Regions from separate parts of the Mus musculus genome. Here region 2 is linked to region 1. Evidence: chromatin loops called from intact Hi-C (ENCODE). Cell type or tissue: heart. All regions are shown on one strand.

Evidence for each region. A loop is a pair of places that touch in the nucleus more often than their neighbours do. Peaks named below come from ENCODE experiments on the same cell type or tissue, not always from the same donor. Only the 100,000 strongest peaks of a DNase experiment are listed, where the experiment ranks them.
Region 2: a loop joins it to region 1, with 1.8 times the contacts of the local background. A loop is called at or near these places in 2 of 42 quality-filtered maps.

The regions. Positions count from the first base shown.
Region 1 is chr12:85,567,905-85,570,404 of GRCm38, forward strand. Gm32348 (a long non-coding RNA gene) reads left to right here and starts at 1,920. Exons shown (of 5, transcript XR_381785.3): 1 at 1,920-2,215. In heart, a CTCF peak has its summit at 1,305 (motif pointing right); a DNase peak (open chromatin) is centred at 2,126.
Region 2 is chr12:85,629,070-85,631,569 of GRCm38, forward strand. All of the region lies in intron 2 of Jdp2 (Jun dimerization protein 2), which reads left to right. Among named protein-coding and RNA genes, the nearest start is that of Jdp2, 31 kb to the left of the region's middle. In heart, no CTCF peak of the experiment used is centred here; a DNase peak (open chromatin) is centred at 1,242; H3K27ac peaks cover 356 bases.

The sequences.
Region 1 (2,500 bases):
GGCAACCTCTCTCCCCTCTGTAATTGATCTGCCAACTTAGATATCAAGTCTGTTCAAATCACACATAAAGCCCGGGGGGGGGGGAGGAATGGGCCCAAAGAGAGAGCCTGGATGTTCTCCTGTAAGTGATATACATAAACATATGGCATTTATGACAGCCTTTTGGATTTTCATAGGACTTTAGGGAGGTTAATCTTTACCCTCGGATGTGTCAGGCTTAAAATAATCACAATTTACATTTATGAGCACTTCTGGGTTGGGAGAACGCATCTCATATGTTATTTTGCTCAGTCTGTCAGATGAAGGTAATGACTCTCAGACAGGAGGAGATGATGGTGGCTTCCCCTCACAGGCACCCGTGAGGTGGCCAGAGGGCTGAGTTCCACAGAGCCAAGGTGTGGCCATTTGCTTTTAAAAGAATCCTGCTTTGCCAGGTATTGTGACTCAGGCCTGTAATCTCCAGACTTATAGAAGCTGAGGGTTACAATTTATAGACAGGGCTTACTGACATAGTGAGGCAGCTGCCTCAAACCACACAGAATAAATAAGGAACAGCAAAAGTTTCAAAAGTTTGTGAATGTCTGCTGACAGGTGTGGGGGTGTGGGGATTAGTTTTGATCTCAGAATCACAATGACGGGTGTCTTCTCTTCACTCTGAGGTACTGGCAATCCTGTGATTATCCGTGCAGCATCTCGAACCTTGTTCTGTCTTCAGCTTAGAGAGTGGCTTCCTCCTGGCAATAGCAGGTTTACCCTTTGGCCTAGAGAGCTAAAGGCTCTCACCAATGAGTTGACCCCCAAGCTCCTGGTGGAGAAGATCGGGTGGGGACACCTCCATCCCCTGCTTGGTTGCCTTTCCTGCTCAGGGTTCCTCATGTAAACAGCCCACTCCTATCCACAGAGGAACCAGGGTCCTTGGAATCCCTGCTGTACCTACTTCCAGAGCTCACCTGGGTCCCTGTTCTGTCTCAGTGTAGCCCATAGGACACTGATCTCCACAGAGGGGACAGACTGAGTCCCCAGATAGCTTAGGCCCAGTAGGGTTTGAGAATGATTTAGTGTAGCCACTACTCAGTCTCTTCAGCAGCCGCTGCCACAGGTCAATGGAGAAAGCTTTTGTAGAGTTCTGCTGTTTTTTGTTTGTTTGGTTGGTTTTTTTGTTTTTGGTTTTTTTCAAGACAGGGTTTCTCTGTGTAGCCTTGGCTGTCCTGGAACTCACTCTGTAGACTGGGCTGGCCTCGAACTCAGAAATTCGCCTGCCTCTGCCTCCCAAGTGCTGGGATCAAAGGAGTGCACCACCACCGCCCGGCTGTTGCCGTCTTCAGACACGACAGAAGGGGGCATCAGATCTCATTATGGTCCTTGTGAGCCACCATGTGCTTGCTGGGATTTGAACTCAGGACCTTCGGAAGAGCAGTCAGTGCTCTTCATCGCTGAACCATCTCACCAGCCCTAGGATTAGTCTTGAGCCACTAAGGCCAGCTCTCTCTGATCACCATCAGGAGGCATGTCCTCACCTCTCACTAGGTTATCTACCTACCTGCCATCACACCTGAGCTCCAGATTCTGCCAGGCAAGATCTGCCGGGATGAAGGCTCGGTGGGGTGGCTGACAGCAAGTTGCAACTGCTAGGTTTCTGTCTGTGTGTTCAGCTCTGCCTGGTCCAGGAACTGTGTTCACCACTGGGCAGCTTCTGCTTCCTGTTGCTGCTCAGCTGGAGGTGAGCAGATCTCTCCTGCTCCTCCTTTGCCTGCCTTGCTGAGACAACTAGACATCGGTAGCATTCAGATCTCTAAGGATTGCAAGGCTCCACGGAGCTAGGATGCCCCGTTGCTGTTTATCTGTTTTCCTGACAGCTCTTGCCAGTACACTCGGGATCCTACTGCAGGGAGATGCAGTGTGTGCTCTTCCACAGTTCCCCAGAAGGACAGCCAGCATTCACACTGCTGATTCAGAACGCTGACTCAGCCACCTGCATGCCTATCCTAATCCCTAGCTGTTTGAGCAACTGGGTAAGGCAGGAGGTTGGCAATAAATAGAAATATTTGTTCAGCTTGGCTCGGATTCCACTTCCACTCACCGCCAGCTGTGTGACACTGGGTAAAGTTCCCTGTCACCTCGGGGTCTTGGTTCCACCTCTGTGGTTGGAGTCATTGTGTGGAAAGACTTTGGCATGGAGCAGATGAGGAAGTCGGTGGATGGCACAAAGTCAGAGGTAACGAGTGAGCACTGACTTGGCTGTCTGTCTGTCTGTCTCAACAGAATGACCCCAGGCATGTCCAACCGGCCCCCCTCAGGCTGCATGTGTCCCTGTGGTCTAACACACTTGTAGATGACAATGTCACAACTCAATGTCAAGAAGGCTGGACAGCCCTGGCACTCTGTAATTGATGCCACTTTAACCCTAGGGGTGGGGCAAACTGTCCCAGTGCAAACTAATCAGCAAAATCCTTCTCCTCTAAGGCTCACAAGTGACTCATTCTGACCTAAGAAACTGAAG
Region 2 (2,500 bases), 61 kb after region 1:
GCTCAGGGTGTGCATGGGTGGAGGAGTGGCTGGGGGCACTGCTGTGGCAGCTGCAGAATGGGGGGCTCTAGACCCAAATGCACACCCATAGGGTCTGAACAGACCTGGCAGTTATTAGTACCCTGCACCCCAAATCTAGATACTACCCTTAGTCGCTCTGTTTCTGGGGGAGACAGGTTCCAGACTTCCAGCTTCCTCTAGACAGGTAAGAGGAATCCTGGTGGAACGGGTTTCCTGAGTGCAGGGCAGAGGTCCCATAGATGCCAGTGCAGCTGCTGACATCTCTGTATAGGTGGCATCCATCCGGTCTCGCAGTTCTCTACAGTCTGGTATTCCATGACTTAGCTACCTATCTAGCAGGGAAGAGGTGGAATTCTGTAGTAGCTCAGGGGATTCTGTCAGGGACAGCAGAGGGGCCTTCCTAGAGGAGGTGACATTGACTCTTGAAGGATGAGAAGCAGTTTACCAAGTAGGAAAGGAGCGTCTTCTTGGCTGAGGTGGGGGAGGATGTGGCCTCCAGACTAGAAAGTATTGAAGGAAGGGTTTGATGGGCTCCGAGGGCGGATGGAACAGTTCAGTGACCTGGGTGTCAAACTGGCCTGGGTGACTTGTTAAACTGCAGCCACAGCCCCTGAATGTGTTACTCCCAGCCCTCTGGGCCCGGGCCTTGTGCAGGCGTTACCTGGTAAGAACCGGGATTGGGGGACAGGGGCTGTGTCTCACTGGCCTGCTTAGGGTAAGGCCCGGCAGGGGCAGGCTGCACCCATCACCACGGCAGTTTGTGGGCAGAGCCTCTTGGCAGAGGGGAGATTGCACTGCCAGCCACTTCCTCCGGTTCCTTCCCTTTGCCTGATGTCACGGTTACCTCGGCCTGCTCTGGGGTGAGGCCGAGGTCGGGCGGAATCAATGTCAGCCAGGTTTCTGTATCCCTGATGCAGGTCAGCCAGAGGAGCTGCCACTTCTGGTTCGGTTTCAAAGAAGGCTCGGGCATGGGAGGTGTCGGGTGTGGAGGCATCGATGAGGCACCTCTCCAGCAGCCTCCCAGAGGGCCAGTGTGGCTTAAGGAGGAGTCTTAAGGTGGTGTGGCGGGAGGAAGGAGGCTGTGCTGCCAAAATCAAAGGCCAGGGCGCTGGTGTGGGTCCTGGGCTCCTGACCATGCCAGAAGTGCACGGAGAGAGGATGCTGACTTTCCTGGCTGGTGTCCCTTTGGACTGAGACTTTGTCACAGGCTGTGGATTGCCAGAGTCACCCCTTAACCTTACCCCACTCAAGAAGTGACAGAATTGGCAAGCCCGGTGCAACATCCCAGCTCGTGGTCTCTGACTTGGAGCTGTCCCCAGCCCAGCTGGCCTCCCGAGGACTCCAGATTTCCCTGGTTGGCAAGGACAGCCCAAGGCACCCCAACAGAAAACCCTGAAGGAATGTGGCTCAGTTGGCAAAGAGCCTGCCTAGCATCAGGCCCTAGGTTCAATTAATAAATTGAGTGTGATAGTCTACAGTTATAATCTTAGCACTCGGGAAGTGGGGGAGGATGCTTATAAACTCAAGGTCATCTTTCACTACATAATGAGTTGGAGAACAGTCTTGGCTACTTGAGACCCTGCCTCAAAAAAAAAAATTTAGAAAGGTTGAAACTTATAAAACCTGAGTTCACAATCCAGCTCAGCCTGGCTTTGCAATGAATGTCTTTGTTGAATGAATGGCTGCAGATAACATGAACTTTTAAGCCTCAGATTTACTGCCTGCAAAATGGGACAGTAATAGATAGCACTTTCCCATGCGACTGGGTCTGGAGAATGGAGTGGTGTGTGTTGAAAGGATCTGTCAAGGTAAGCAGGAGGCAGCAGCTCTTGTTATTACGGACAGTGAGAACTTAGCAACTGCGGGGCAGGGTGGGTGGTGAGCTTTTACCCCTGCTGTGTTGTGGGTCTTGCTTTATGAGTCCTGAGTTCCTTTGAGAAGACAGGCTATCTTGCAGTCAGTCTCAGGAGATCCTGAGATGTGTCCATCCAGGTGAGAAGGCAGAGTCACTGTGACAGCCTGGGGAAATAGATCAGCAGTTTGGGGGACAGAGAGAAGGAGCCATACCGGTGGGAAGATGTGGTGAGGGTTGGAAACCCTAACAGAAGAGGTGGGGTGACAAGAGTCTGGGAGAAGTGGGTGCAGAATGAGAACCTGGGTCTCTGCCCAAGGTGTTTTTAAAGGAAGTGCCTGGGAGCTGCTGGCCTGGAAAAGAATCACACCCAGAGGGCTTGAGCAGGGCAAAGCAGGTTGCCCCACCCACTTGCAGGGAGCCGCCTGCCTCAGGGAGAGGACTGGCCTGGCTCCCAGCCCCAGATATTCTGGCTGAGCCAGGTGGCCCTGCCCTCAGGGGACACGGGCTCCTCCCCAGGATGCCCACCTGCTCCGAGGAGTATCCTGTGACCAGGAGACCTCTCCGACTCAGCAGTCACAGGTGTTTGCTGAGATGTGGGTGAGAAAGGGGGATCTGTCCCCCTGT